2 separate regions of the Mus musculus genome follow, and region 2 is linked to region 1. The links are chromatin loops, found by intact Hi-C in ENCODE. Cell type or tissue: heart. All regions are shown on one strand.

Region 1 (8,000 bases):
GTATTCATCTGTTCCTGATGCCTGCTCTGAATTAAGGTGTCACCCAGCTCTTATGTCCTTGCAGGCCTGATTCAGAGCTCAGGCTATTTTTGCAGGAAAGACTTAGTCAGAAAACCCTTTTCTATACTGTCTGTCTTCTGTGCTCCATTCTTGTTTTTTGTTTATTTGGTTTTTTTTTTTTTTTTTTTTTTTTTTGACATAGGGTCTATGTAGCTTTGGTTGGCCTACAACTGTGTGTAGACCAGGCTGACCTTGATGCCACAGAGATTTCACTTGCATCTGCCTCCTGAGTACAGGAATTAAAGGTGTGTACCACCATTCCTGGCTCCCACCGTAGGTTCATAAACTGCTGCCATATTCATTACAGTGTTTTGCATCTTTGTTTTTGTGTGCAGTGTCTTTTAATTCTGAACTAGTTGATACAGATCTGCCAGCACTATGTTATGACTCCTCAGAACTATTCTGGGTTTCCTCCAGTGCCGTGTAGACCTTTTAGCCATGAGGCAAAGCAGAGAAGACCAGACTGTGCACCTTTCCCTGTTCTGAAAGCATTTAGCTTCACCATATACTGTGCTGAAAAGACCTTTGTCTAGTTTAAAGGGACTGGCAACAGGTCAGAGGGCGAGGTGCTTCAGAGGGAAATCCAGGAGGCATGGAATTGTGGGCTAGGGAGCATGAAACATTTAGGCTTGAGTTGTGTCTTGGAAGGAAGAGTTGTACTGAGTGAGAGATTGTTTTAATTTTGCAAGCTGTTCTTTTTTTTTTTTAACCTTGACCTGAATTAGTATACCAAGGAATTTCATAAGGAAACAGTTTTGCAATCTGAATTTCTTTTGGAAGGCTATTGGATGTTTGCAATTGGTTCTTTCTGTTGTGGGATGCCTCTTTCTGTTGTAGTGTGTTTCACAATATTTCTGGTATGTCAGAAACGCAGATGTGTTGCCTTTCCTCTTGTTTAGGAAATTCTAATGGCCAACCCATCGCCCACAAACACACACCTGGCATTTGGCACATCAGAGTATAATCCTCAGGTTAGTGGCTTGCCCTAGTGAATATCTTCTCTGTATACTGTTAATTATTTTAGCCACTCTGTTTAGACTTTAGACTTTGTTGAAAGGATGTTTTTCTAACCACTTTCTGACTCCCACACAAAGTTCACTTGCCGACTAGATTTTACTTCTTTTATGTTCAAATCCATAATGTCACGTTTTTGCTACACTTTGTATTGAGATACATGAGACTCATCTTATTTCTGCTTGCTTCTAGTTACTTGTGTTTATTCTAGGAATTTCTCTTTCTGTGTCAGTACTTGTGAAATAATTCAAGTATATTTTTTTCCCTGACATGATTTTTTTTTCTTTTTAAAAACTAAATTCCAATTGAAAACTTTCTTGATAGCATAAAACCTTCTGTAAAGTGCACTCACCGCAGGCTTTGGGAGTCATGATGCCATCCTATCTTTCAGCCAATTACTTATTCAACAATTATTCTCTCTGTCATCCTTACTCTCATGGGACTTGGAAGTTGTAAGAGAAAAAGCTAGGATACATTGGGTATCATGTTGTGTTCCTTTATCACACCAGGGAAAATGATCCCTAGCCTGACATAGCCACTCTCACACCACAACCCCATGTTAGCTGTTAGATCCTTTTCTCTCTCCAGTGGGTTAACACCATGATCATCTGTCTCTTAGAGCACTAGAACTACAGTATGCTGCCATTTGTTATTTGGAACTAGTGACCACCTTCAGAAGGAAGGAAACTGCTCTCCAAAAAAGTCTTCAGGTCATGGTTAGGGTTACGTTTGGCCGAAGGTGTTTTTAGATCAGCATCTTAACTTAGCTCTAGTATTTTTGAGTTGCGGTAGCTTTAGGCTTGTCCTCCTCTGAGATTTATCACAGGTGCCATCTTCGTACAGCATTACACATTCAGGGGGACTTCCTTCCCTGTGGTCACACTGTTCTGTTCGTTGTAGGCCCTAGAACTTGGTTTATCTGCGGGAATCTATTGTTTTTATTTCCTTTTCTATTCTGTATCTTTTGTTCTGTAAAGAACTGTCTTAGTATTTCCCGGATAACTACCACTAATGTTTTAATATTACCATCTTAGCTCGATTCTGATGTTTGTAGAGATGTGCTGGATGGGTAGATGCCGGAGAGAGTGTAGGAGTAGCACTCCCAGGAGAACTCTCAGGACTTCTGAAAGTTATGTCTCAAGTTTGATCTTTGATCTTTTGCAGTTGTGGCAGATGTGTGTCCAGCTAACCCTCTATGAGGATTGAGTTCAGGTTTCAGCAATGATCCCTAGTTTGGAGTCTGGTCACTAAGGCAGCACACATAGTAATTTGTGTGATGCCGTTGATCTCACGTGTGGCCGTCTGGCCTGTTTGCGTGCCTCTTGCTACTCTTTGCAATATACTGATTTTTATTCTAGCAATATACCCCGTCAATCTAATAGCAACATTGATTTCTTTGGTACTTGCTATTTCTCTTTCCAAATTAAAGGTCAAAGTAGCTGAACTGGAGGGTGTTTTACTGCCCGGTGCAAATGCTCTGGGACTCTGCACCCATGAGTGTGAGCATCCATGAGTTTGCTGGGCTTGTTACTGAAGAGGCTACACAGAAATATGCTTTAAGCTTTTAAGATATACTAAAAAGTTTTCCTTTGCCACCGCACTTCTCCTGCCATCATTGAACGAAGCAGTCATTAGACCTTTATTATCCTTAGGCTTTTCATAACCAAACTTAAGCTCCTCATAATTTTAACAATAAAGAACAGGACATTATTGGAAGTAATTTCATGTTATACTTTTAAAAGCTGTCTCTAACAAAAAAGAAAAGTGTGTGCAGACTCTTCCTGACTGCACACAACCCTGAGTGTGCTTGTGAGGGAGGCTAAGTTGTTTGCTATGCTCTTTCTGCATCATCTTTGTATAAATGAGCAACTTTTTCATCTTCTGTAATGAGACAATCAGCAAATTTCAAAGCCAAGTATCTGGTTAATGATTACAGACAGTTAAGTCAAGTTTTAAAAATCACGATTATACTGATATGTAAAGGTTTTTATCACAAGGAATTCTGAACCTTTTCGTTTAGTTCTTGGACTGGAGAAGCCCTTCCTGTTCCGTGGCATGGGTTTAGTGCTTAGGAGTATTTTTAGTAACAGTCCTAACTCAGTAGCTATGTAAGCACGGAGCGAAGATGGAGTCACAGGGCAGGCTGGGCTTGCTTCCCACAGGGAGGGCTGGGAGTGGAGCAGGAAGGAAGGCCTGTTTGAGCGGCGCCTTGTGTGCAACTATGTCTGAGTAGGCAGCCGGCAGCACAATGTCTCCCTTGTACCGAGTAGCTTTCTCAGAAAGCGCTCCGAGATGTGAGGGCACTGCATTTGGGTGAGTGAAGAGGCTCGGCCGCCTCAGGGATTCTTGTGGAGGTTCTGTGGTGTTCGGATTTCAGGAGTGGACTGTTTGTTGTTACGAGCGCTGGCTTTGGTTTCAGGAACAATTTAGTCTTTCTGAGCCAGCTCTGTCGCAGGCAGATTGGAGCAGTTTACACTTTAAAAGTGTGAGCTTTATTTAAAACCACGATCGTCTATGATGGAAGTTTAATTTGTGCTTCTTGAGGCTGAGAACCGTAATTGAGGCACTCCTTTCTAAGAATGGGTCCTGTGCTGTTCTTAAGATCTACGTTTTCCTATCCTCATTGTTTGTATTTGAAATAGGTAATGTTGATTTTAGGAAAGTTTTCCTGTATTTTAAAACAGCCCAACAGCTCGTTGTTCACTTACGTGGTTGATAGAGAAGTATTGTAATTTACTTCAGTTTGGATATGAAGTTCAGTTTTCACTGTTAAGAACTGGTTTCCTTTGGAAAACTATTTTTTTTTTTGATTAGTTAGCATACATGGTTGGTGCATTTAGAATTAAAAAAATACTTTTAGCAGCATTTAATTATCAGGCTTAGTAGTTAACTTTTTATAGTGTGCACATATTTATAGACTGTTGCTTTTTAATCTGCCCAGTGGAGTGTGACAATATGAACCGCTTTGACCGAACAGACAGAAATGTACGACAGTCGCAGGACGGATTTTGGAAAAGGCCACCCCAGAGGTGGAGTGGACAGGACCATTACCACCTCAGCCACCCTGGTCACTATCATCACCATGGACAAAGTGACTTGAGCAGGTGAGTCTGCTCTGACTATGGCTTCATGTCTGTCCTCCGCCTAACGTGACTAACAATTCTGTTTCCTAGCTGATGTTGCCTGGTTTTCAAAGTACCAAAACTAGTTCAGGTTATGTGTGATATGTAATTGTTACAGTTACTAATCATTTCCTAGCTGAAGTCTTTTCTTAGTAGCTTTATCACAGGTTTGCAAATGGCATTTGTGCCTATGACATAAACTTTTAAGTTGTGATTGACTTGAGGTACGACTCTTAATTTTAGAATTAATGAATGTTGAGTTTATTATTTTATAATTTTTAAAAATAATATTGTAAAAAGTAACTACTAAGTTATTGGTTTTATTTTGCTTACAAGTTAAAAATGTAAAATTCCACAGATACTGATAACGGAGGCCATCTGACACTAGAAGTACTTTGCATTTTGAAGCATAGAATGGTATGAAATTGGATCAGACCGTGTCCTATAATGCGTTCACAGCCATTCACACCTGGGGGCAGAAGTTCACCTGCTGTAGATTAGCTTTGCAAGTTAAGTCTGTTTAACCCTCTGCACACTGCAGTCTTCAGTGCACCATTGGTGAGCGGCTTAAAAATGCTTTTTTGTGAGCATTTTCCATGGATCAGGATGAAGGTGTGTGCTGTAGCTGGTTTGTGGGAAACAGTGGCAGTTTTGTTTTTATTTTTTTTCTAATTAAAAATTTTTGAACATCTCATTCCACAAACTATTTATGTTTATCATGGAGTGTATTACACTGAGACGAAAATTAATAGAAGAAAAATACATGTTCCTCTGTGCTCTCTAAAATAAGAAGCAGGGTTGTTGCTAAGGGTCCTGTAGCAAAGCAAAGCAAAGCACAAAGTTTGACACATTGTCATCAGATGCACACTGTGTGTAAGACGGAGCATTTGTTTCTCCAGGATTTATTCACCGTACAAGACAAATACAGAGGGAGCTATCATGTGTGAGTTTGGATGTACACTGGATAGGTCCAGGGTGACCGAGTAATATTCTTAACTCTTCTTTGTTATGTTCTTCTGTATAAGCTGAACAAGTTCTAGTCTGATAAAATATTCTTCAGTAGATTAAGGAAAAATCGGATCCACCCGAGTCTTTGTGTTGGAGTAAACACTCAGAAGTGTGTAGAAGGCAGTCTAGCAGAATGCATACAGTATGTCTGTACATTCAGGCTTTGATGGGAACAGCTTCCGAGTCGATCCTGCCAGGCAAGAGCCTGGTGTAAAGATTGCCTTCGTTACTACTTGCATCCCTCTTGTCTAATCTGAGATATGTGTTTATGGTGAGTTAAACTAAGGCTGGTGTATGAAGCCTAAGTGACAAGCATTGAGTGTCAGTTCTTTTTGCTTCACTGTCACCATAGCACCCAACAGAAATGGCTAACAGACAGGATAGGGTTGTTTTTACTTTATTTCAAAGTTTGAGTCAATCAGGGCAGGAAAGGAATGGCAAAGCTCGTGGTTTGAGGAACAAATGGCAGAGGTTCCTTACATCACTACACACCAGGAAGTAGAGTTTGAGGCTGGAACTAACTGCCAGGTATAACCTGCAAAAGTTCAACCATTTTTCCTAGCCTCCTCCCATACATTCTCCAGCTTCCCAGAATATCATTACCATCTGGGTTCAAATACTCAGAACATGAGCCTGTGAGAGATACGTCATATTCAAACCATAACAAATGCTTAGTTTTAAAATGTGTTTATTTGCTTAATACTCATTGATAGCCTGTATATTGTATGCTCCCCGAAAGTCTTGAGCTGATATGAATTTGAAGATAGTATGAGAAGTGAAAGTTGTGGGTTGGTAATGGCTTCTTGGACTATTGTGTTAAATATGATAGAATTCTGCATTAATATGGCTTAATAGTAGACATCGTTACACTGAAGCTAGGAAAAGACTTGTGTCTGTGCCATTTCATGCACATATGAGTAATATATAGAGGCTGTGGAGAGACAAGCACGTGGATACTTACACTGTAGTGTTAGTGCTGTGATAATGGGTGCGTGATAAAGGGATGGGAAGGCATACCGTGAGTGCACAGCAGCAGTGTGTGTATGTTCTATCTAGGATGGCTCAGAGTAAGTGATGTTACTTTGAATCAGTCCTACAGGGCTGACTGGAGACTGCAGGGATTAGTGTCTTAATGTCGGACGTTCAACTTGGAACAAGGGCAGATGCAGAAGTTTGTATGATAGAGTCTGGTATTTTCAGGTTTACCATAACTGAACCTCAGCCTACTAGAATTGGAATGGGGGGAGGATGTGGAAAGATAGCTCAGCACTTAATAGCACTGGCTGCTTTCCCAGAGGATCCAAGTTCAAGTCCCAGAACCAACATGGTGGCTTACAACTATCTCTAATCCCAGTTCCAGGGGTAATACCACACCTTTTCTCAACTCTGCATATACCATGTACACAAGGTACACAGACATACATAGGAACAAACATCTAGACACATAAAATAAATAGATAAAATTTGTAGAAAAGAAAAGAAATGGAATGGATAACATGGAGGTAATTGTCTCTGTCCTTAGAAATGTCCCAACTGAGGCTGAGTATAATTGTCTATCAGTAAAGTTAGAAAACATACCTTGCCTCCTCCCAAAAGTTTAGAACCCTAAACTCTGATTCCCTATATATTAGCAGGTACAGAAGAGAGGTGTTTGCTCAGGTAAATTTAAGAATGAACAAATTAAATTACTTGTTTAAATGGTGGCTGCATTATACCTGTTTCTATAAATTGTGACTTCGCAGAATTTAGTGAAAGATATATAAATAAATAAATATATATATATATGTGTGTATATGTATATATATATGTGTGTGTGTGTGTGTGTATGTGTATATATATGTATATATATAGAAAGAGCATTTTTTCCTAAATGTGATCATAAATTCCTCCTTAGAACTGATATGCTTTAAAGCACTTATGATTGTGAATTGCCAGATCCCAGAAGTTTGTGGTTTTCCTTCAAGCTTCCTGTGGCTGTGCTGGGTTTTCTAAGCTTGCCTGAGCTATTTACAAGGGTGGGTGTCACAAAAAGAAATTTACCACAGCATGCCTTAGAACTGTCATTTTCTGTGTTCGACTTAGTGTTAAAGACTGAGACTGTCAACCACCATTGGTATCCTAGGGTCATTATAGCATTATGCCTTGTCAGTAGCCTCGGCCTGTCGGGGCACCACTGTTTCAGAACCGCCGATCCTGATCTTCCGCTATTCTCATCATAGCACCACTTTTTCCTTTTACCCCTGGCTTAATATTCCACTCCTATTTTTTCCCATTTTTTCCCCTAAAACGTTTACGTTATATAGAATTCTTGCTACCCTAACAAAACGTACAACCCTGCCCTCCATGTGGTTATTTTTCAAATTATAACTGCAATCTAGCTCTTAACTATGTGCATTTCCTTTCCAGTAGCATTTTTATAGGTGAGAGCCTTATGTTTTAGGAATCCTAGTATTATACTGTTTGGAGGTGGGGTGTGTCACTTTTACTCTTAGTTTGAGACTTGGATCAGCTCCTCTTTATTGATCCTTCTGTGCGTCCTTTATAAAACTTGTGACCTTGTGGCTCAGTGTCCTCCTTTATTGTAATTATTCAACCATGAACAACTCCATTGTTATGCAAAGGGCGCTTAACTTTGTCCTTAGCTTTTAGGATGTTGTATATACTTGACTTCATCTGAGAACAGGTAGTTTTACTTTGTTCTTTTCAATCTGTGTAGTTTTCTTTCTTGCGCAATCTTTTGGCATGGTGTTGAATAGAAATAGTGAGAGCCAATAGCTATCTATGCCTTGTTTCTGA
Region 2 (8,000 bases), 220 kb before region 1:
GACTTCTGGCTGCTGGTATGAAGTCCCTGCCTACAGCTGACCCATAGCACGGTTCTGCCCTGACACATTGGCCTTGAGGGCCACAAGTCCACCAGCAAGAGCTGCTGCCACCCAGCATCGGCTATGTGTGCTATACAGTCGAAAGGGCACAAGTGCTTACCTATGTTCCCACAGCCTTGGCCTGTTCTCACGGCCTGCGTACTCAGTTTGTGTTATAGGACAAACTCTGTCACCACGATCTTATGACACTGCTGCCAGCTTTCTTATTCTAGTCCTAGCCGAATATTTCTTTGCTAATACAAAAATATACTTCTCTCTACCTACACAACCTGTCAAAGTTACCTAAGATTCTCTTTCCTATCCTGTCTTGACTACTGCTATTAAATTCTATTCAGTTATAACCATAGTGCTCAATCCTGTCAGAAGTTTAATTTTTAAGTTCATGACAGACAGAATTCCCAAAAGCCTCTAACAGTTTCTCCCATGAAGTCTCAGAAGATGTAGACAAAGCTACAGGATGCTGCCTAGATTGTGATATGATAATCACTGAAATACACTGTGGACAACACTGGATACTCTGAGTCAAATGACTTAGCTAAAACCAAGGTAAGCCATTTCTCATGTCACTTGTATCTGTTCCACAGAGAAAACGCCCTGCGTCTTCTGCACTTGAAACCCAGACTGATTGCCCAAGTTACCAAAGAGACCATGCAGACCACAGAGAACTGTTAGCTAGTGGACTCTGTCATTTTTAAAAAAATAATATACAACTGATATATAACTGAGAGACTACTGTTTATTCTTTCTCAGACTTCTGAGTTCATTGACAGCTAGAAGAAATCTTTCACAGATATAATCTGTTATCTCCTTACCTAACTCTGTTTCCATTCATTAAATGCTTCATATTTCCTCTTCTTGCTATGCCACTGTCCTAATATTATCTGAGTTCCTATAAATTTGCCTAACTCTTATAAGACATTCCACTATACAATCCAACTTTTTAAACTTGTTCCTTCTGCTCCACAAAGGGCTCATCTTAAAGACTAATGTTGCTAACTCATATTATCTCTTTTATAAACTTATAAGCTACAGGAAACCCACTCACCTACCTCTCATGGACCAAAAAGCCTCCATCTAGATAAGTACATCTGCCCAGAGTTCCCACTTGCTACCTATTCCAAAGGGTGGGATTCCTCTGAGTTTCAATTGTACATCTTAAGAAAAATTTTTTCTTTCTCCCAAATGTACTTAATCCTATTCTCTGCCTATAATAATGTATTTCAACATCTTGTCAAGTCTGGGCGCTTACTACCCCCAGGACAGCTCCAGAGAAGCAACCTCCAGAGGCTCCAATCTCCTCTCACAGACACATACTCTCCTACTGGATCTGTTCCTTCTGACTTATCCTGGGATGACTCCACAGACCCTGGATAGCAAGGAAACAGCCAACTCTCCTAAGAATGGACAAACATCCCCCATACCCATGTCTCTCTGGGTTCCCCAGAGACATGCTGCCCCCATGTCAGCATGAAGCAGTCAGATATCACGAGGACCCTATTCCTGCTTCACCATCACTTCTTTCTAATTTTTTCTTTTTTAACTAAACCAAAATGGGGGAATGTTGGTATTCTGTCTGGACTCCACCCCCACAGTTATCTGGCAACAGCCAGGTAGGCCTGGCCCAATATAAATGGGGCTGCTTGCCCCCTCCTCTCTCTCTCTTGCCTCTCTTACTCTCATACTTTTGCCTTTTGCCCCTTGCTCCCCCCTCCCCCCATTCTTTTCTTCCCTCTCTCCACGCGGTCATGGCCGGCCTCCACTTCTCTACTCTCTCCTTCTCTCTGCCTTTCTCTGCCTCTACTACTCTCTTAACTCCCCTCCCCATGCCCTAAACAAACTCTATTCTATACTATACTGTCATGTGGCTGGTCCCTCAGGGGGAAGGCATGGGCCTGCCAAGACATCCCTTTCCCCCACACCCCACCAGAACATTTCTTATATCTCTTTCTCTTTTTATGATCAAAGCACCTCTGTTACCCCAATTCTAGCCTTCATCAGCTTTTGTTTGCATTATTAGTTATTTATTTTTCTTTCTTTCTTCCTCTTTCTTTCTTCCTCTTTCTTTCTTTCTCTCTTTCTTTCTTTCTTTCTTTCTTTCTTCCTTCCTTCCTTCCTTCCTTCCTTCCTTCCTTCCTTCCTTCCTTCCTTCCTTTCTGTCATTTGTTTACACCTTGAACCTCTCCACAATGGCAAGAGTCTGCCTTGCCTCTGGGAGTGTTGTGGCCACGCAGGGGAGGCAGAGCACAGCCCATAATAAGGGTCTCTAGGTGTTACTCTTGGTGGAACCAAGGGATAATTTCCAAGGATCTCTGGCCTGGCCAGAACAAAAGAGTCCTCGGCTTCCTCAGGTTCTCTAGCCTGCCCAAATGGCCAAAGTGTTACAGCTCTTTGAAAAGAAGACCTTGCAGGGTATGTAGCCGGGGACTCTTGATACCATAGCAGTGCCAATGTCATTGGCAGCAGTGGTGACAGGTCAGCAGGGGCATGAATCACCTGCCTGCTGGGTGAATCCAAAGTCCAGCAGCAAATGCTTCAGGAAAGAAAACCCTCCCCCAGAGTGTTGCAGCTCAACAAAACAGCCTCTCTCAGTCCATCTCGGTGAGATAACTCATGCTTCCCATTGGCCCTGCTTGAGATGTTAAGAGTGCTCTATTTTCATGGGAAAAGACTTCAGGTGTTGTCCCTATGTGACTGATTGTCATGGCCCTCTCAGTAGGGTGTCACAATTAGGCGTCCCAGCAGAAGTAGAGCTTGGCAGGGATTTGACTCCACCACGCCTGCGCACTGTTCTCAATTCTGAGATTCCCCAGGGTTTGGGCCTATTCAACCTTATCGGGTCTTCTGTCTGATGGCACGGTCCACTGGCCCCACAAAAAAAAAAAAAAGCCTATCTTCTTCATAATGTGAGCTGTTTAATTCCCTGTTTCAAAATAACTAATATGATAATAGAAGCCACAAAAGTGAGAAAGGAAAATAGGGAATAAAAACAAAGCCCTACTTTCTTTACAAAGAATAAGGTTCAATTACTGTGCTGTAAATTCCTTCTCTGCTGTAACAAAGGCTGTAGGAAAGATTGAAGGAGCTAAACAGAGATCCTGTTTGTGAGCTACTCAAATCGGGTGTCTGAAGATTAAAGTGCCCATCCTCCATCCATGTTCCATATAGTTAATCTCTTCAGTAACAGCTTCTCTAGACTTTTCCTGCCATTTGCAGAGGGAAGCGATAAGACCTCGGATGCTGTCAAACTATTTTCTTACCCATATAACAGCAAAGCATTATGTCTGTCAAGATTTATCTAGTTAGATGATCATAAATGACAATAAACCATTCCTTAGAAGATAATAAAGGTTCAAAATACATTTTACATGGTAATTATCCTATTTATAGTCTATTTTCTAGACCTCTAGGGCTCAACTCCTCCTCTCCTCCTCTTCTTCCTCCTCCTCTCCTCCTTCTTCTTAGTACTTTTTACCACCTAACATTATGCTTGTGTGTTTTCTGTCTCCACCAGAAAATAAGTGCCTAAAGGCATATGTTTCAGTTACTAGTCATCCTTATTACAGTACATGGTTCAAAATGAACACCCAGTAAATATTGGTTTCACGGTTAATACGACCTATTAATTAGTCTTTTCTGTCAAATAGTGTAAAAGTTTTATGACAAGGGATTCAAATCTTTTTATCTCCTCACCTTGTAATGAAAGAACTCAGTGGGGAAACCCCCACTCAGCTCCCGATTCGGCGTGCACCCAAGAATAGAACACAACACCTTGATGTAACAACAAGAGGTTTTTTAATGGCGGAGCTCCGGGTCGAAACGTATCTCACATAACAGGAGACAGTGGATTCGACCACGAGGCTTGGAAGCTAGGGGTTTTTATAGAAAAGGAGTGGGGCTGGGGGAGGAATTGGCACAGTTCCACATGATTGGTCCATTTAAACATCAGCAGCCTGTAACATTTAACTTAGGTCAGAGGGGTGGGAGCTAGGGAGGCGATGGGCTTGCCCGGGCATGTCCTGGTCTGTTCTGCTATGTTCTCAGCCCCAGGTTTCAAAGCTCAGAAACAACTCTTTGGGCTATTTAACATACATTACATGAATTACAGTTTTATTTCCTTTCAGTAAGACTTAAAAAAAAAAAAGATTTACTGTGTATACAGCGTTCTGCCTGCATGTATGCCTGCAGGCCAAAAGAGGGCACCATATCTCATTACAGATGACTGTGAGCCACCATGTGGTTGCTGGGAATTGAACTCAGAACCTCTGGAAAAGCAGACAGTGCTCTTAACCTGTGAGCCATCTCTCCAGTCCACCTTGTAAGACTTTGATGCAAACGTTTTTATCAGGCTCCCACTCACATTTCTTGTAATACCTTTAGGCAAATGTTTTAATGCCTCACCATCACACCACTGGATAAAACTGTTGTTTATGCAAAAGCCCTGAAGTAATCAAGAATTTGGGTGAATTAAAAGGCTGTTACCTTCTCATTTTTCTCCATTTCTTTGCACAAATTCTTTTAAAACTAGTTAATCATAAAGGTTGTAAGGTGGCTCCCCAGTCAATGGGGAACAGAGAGAGTCATCCTGGTGTGAGTAAAAAGCAAGTGAACTTCCTGCCAGATATGCTCGATATCCTGCTTTAGGTTGTTGCACACTTAGTTAGGGTTTTACTTCTGTGAACTGACACCATGACCAAGGCAACTTTTATAAGGACAACATTTAATTGGGGCTGGCTTACAGGTTCAGAGGTTCAGTCCATTAGCATCAAAGTGAGAGCATGGCACCATACAGGCCGGCATGGTGCAGGAGGAGCTGAGAGTTCTACATCTTCATCTAAAGGCAGCAGCAGAATACTGACTTCCAGGCAGCTAGGACTAGGGTATCAAAGCCCATGCCCACGGTGACACATCTATTCGAACAAGGCTACACCTCCTAATAGTACCACTCCCTGGAACAAACACATATAAACCATCACACATACTTTTTTATTTATTAACAAAAATAGTTTGCTATACCGATCTACTTTCACTTTGCTTGTGTATTCCTTTGTGCAACACTGGAAGTATTCTTGGTTTGATTCTATCAAAAGTTGTAGGAGGGTGCTCTTTCATGGATACCAAGAAATAACCTCTTGGGCTGAAAAGATGGCTCAAGCACTAAAGGTCAGGCTCCTAACCAAAAATAAAAGAGACATGTCTCTTATTGTAATAAATTATTTTCCACTGAGGCATTTCAGTAGCCTTCACACACACACACACACACAATAAAATAAAATAAAATAAAATAAAATAAATAAAAACCTTCACAAGAAGAGTGGTTTGTATGTATTCTGTTACTCAAGTGGAGCCTGAAGCTTGACAACAAACAAACAAAAATGTCATTGAAAAGTCAAAAGGTAAAAAAGAAAAAGAAAGAAAGAAAGAAGAGAAAAGAAAAAAGAAAAAAAAGAGAAAAGGAAAGGAAAGGAAAGGAAAGGAAAGGAAAGGAAAGAAAAACTCGGAAATAAACCCCTCTAGATCTCACCATCAGTAGTACACTCAAGAAGCAGGTTGGCTCTAATTTAAAAAAAAAAAAAATGCCACATTTGGTAGGAATGTTTTTATGGCAATTAGAAAAAATGTGTTATTCAATTTTGACACTATGCCCCACCCCCAGCCCCTGCCGCAGACTAGGTCTGTCTTACTCTGGCCATTCTGAAACTCACTACTATATAGACCATTGGCGTTATTTTCTGGCTAAACGCCCAAAACAAGAAACTCAACCAATGATTGTTTAACTATCCATCTAACTTCTAAAAGTTCCTAAAATTAAGGCTTAGTTTTCAGTACATACAAAAAAAAAATTGATCATAAGTTATAAAAACATAAACTTTATTAAAATGCTCAAGTTAATTTTGTGTATTGATATGTTCATACATGAGTTCATGTAGCATAATAGCTAAAGCAAAGTAGTGAAAATGCCTAGGTGGGTTCTGTCATTCCATAAATACAAAAGATTTGGTCCTGGCCTTATAATTAATTCAAAGTAAATTAATATATGCAGAACTCACTAAACCAGTATCAAATCCCTTAACATTTGCATAATGAATGAAAAGGAGAGCGCGTCAAGTACCTCTCACATAGCTCAAGACACCCTGCCTAGCCACAGCCCCAGCAGTGATAAAAATTAAGCAGTTAACGAAAGTCTGACTAAATTATACCTCTAAGGGTTAGTTAATTTCGTGCCAGCCAACGCGACTAGACGATTAACCCAAACTAATTACTCTCGGCGTAAAACGTGTTTTAAGAATGACTCTTAAATAGAACAAAATCCAATTTAAATGTGAAAATTCATTGTTAAACCTAAATCCAATAACAAAAGTAATTCTAAGCTGGCCTAGAGCTCACAGCGATCTACCTGCCTCCCCAAAAAGTGGGACTTAAGGAGTGCGCTGCCAACCAGTCCAACTCCCTTTTTCGCCCCCACACCTATTGGCAGCGAGTGCGCACAACGCACAACGCAGATGCCCAAAGCGTTTGCCAGTGTCGGCTTCCTTACTCGGACCCAGAAAGGACGCTGACTGTGACGTTTTCGAAACACAAACTTCCATTGGTCCGGTCTCCAAACCAAGCCCCGCCTTCGCCACTGCGCCCGCCCTTCCGTTAGAAGCCTGCTCTCGATTGGCTGCTTGTACTATTTACCTTTTGTCCGGATATTGCGTGACGCTGTGAGTCGCGCGGTTGCGGAGGAGCGGGCAGAGGGAGGTCGCACACTCTGAGTTTCGGTGACCCGGAAGGGAGCCCCGTGGTAGAGGTGACCGGAGCTGAGGTACTGCCTCGCGAGGCCTGAGAATTCCAGTCCTTGTGACGGGCGTCGGCACAGCGGGATCTGGGCTGGCTGCTACGGGCGGGGCGGGAAGGCCGGGCTCGTCCTCGCTCTTCATCTCCCTGGGCAGAGGGATGCTGAGTCAGCCGCTCGGGGACCCGCGCGGGGGCCCTAGCTGTCGGCGATCGGGTGCCGTGGGGGTGGTGCGTGGACGCGGAGGCAGCGGGCTAGCGGTGAGAGGGGAGGACCGGGCGCATCCGAACACTCAAGCTCAAGGAAGCGTTAGGAAGGGTCGCCACTAGTTCGTAGAGACCCAGCCCAGGAGCCGGTTTCAGACGTCCAGAATCTGCACTTAAATATATGGCAGATAACCCTCTTGGCTGTTCCACGACATAAGGCCACGCAGACTAGGTAGGCTCTGTTCGGGTCAGTAAGCTGAAGCCATAGGTTGAGATGATGTAATGGCATGAAAGTACCAAAAGGGCTCCGGGTTTTTTCCGCAAGGTCAGATGCCTAGAGCTGTGTGCACTTCGTAGTTCCGGAAATTCTTAACTTTGGAGGTGCTAGTTAAAACTTCTTTACATTCCTATAGTTTTAGGGTAATTCATGGGCGATTTCAAAGTCCCATTTTGGCCAAGTTTTCTTGTATTTAAATATTTTACAAATGGGGAGAAAGCGGAAATACAAATCACTTGCCTAAAATTCATCACAACTCATTGACCAGAAATGTGCCTTTAGCATCGCAGAAAGGCGTGTACTTAACTATTTATCGATATAGTCTAACTGGAACTGAGACAATTCAATTTTAGAATGTTGGGGGCAGGGGTTACCCTATTAAGAATACCAGAAGGTGTTTTAACAGGGAAACCTAGCAGGGCAATTTTGTTTATTTTGATTGAATGTTATGTAGTGGAATAATTTAATTTGAATGTATCTGTCGTATCTTAAAGGGAAGTAACATCTGACCTACTTGGTAGACATTTGCATGCCTGGCTTTTGTTCATGGTTTTTAGTCTCGAGTGGTTTAGTTATCTTTTCTCTGGATGATGTTTTTCTTGTGCTGAAATGTCACACAGATTCTTTTACTTTTACTCATTGAATGATGGAGTAAATATCAGGCCAAGCTATGTTTGTAAAA

Evidence for each region. A loop is a pair of places that touch in the nucleus more often than their neighbours do. Peaks named below come from ENCODE experiments on the same cell type or tissue, not always from the same donor. Only the 100,000 strongest peaks of a DNase experiment are listed, where the experiment ranks them.
Region 2: it touches region 1 in a loop (4-fold over the local background); 1 of 42 quality-filtered maps calls a loop at or near these places.

Annotation. Positions count from the first base shown.
Region 1 is chr14:36,914,612-36,922,611 of GRCm38, reverse strand. Ccser2 (coiled-coil serine rich 2) reads left to right here. Exons shown (of 11, transcript NM_027045.1): 5 at 4,016-4,178. Among named protein-coding and RNA genes, the nearest start is that of Ccser2, 50 kb to the left of the region's middle. In heart, no CTCF peak of the experiment used is centred here; a DNase peak (open chromatin) is centred at 3,231; H3K4me3 peaks cover 1,181 bases; H3K27ac peaks cover 1,785 bases.
Region 2 is chr14:37,134,060-37,142,059 of GRCm38, reverse strand. Ghitm (growth hormone inducible transmembrane protein) reads left to right here and starts at 6,738. Exons shown (of 9, transcript NM_078478.5): 1 at 6,738-6,865. In heart, a CTCF peak has its summit at 4,244 (motif pointing right); a DNase peak (open chromatin) is centred at 6,699; H3K4me3 peaks cover 2,013 bases; H3K27ac peaks cover 1,579 bases.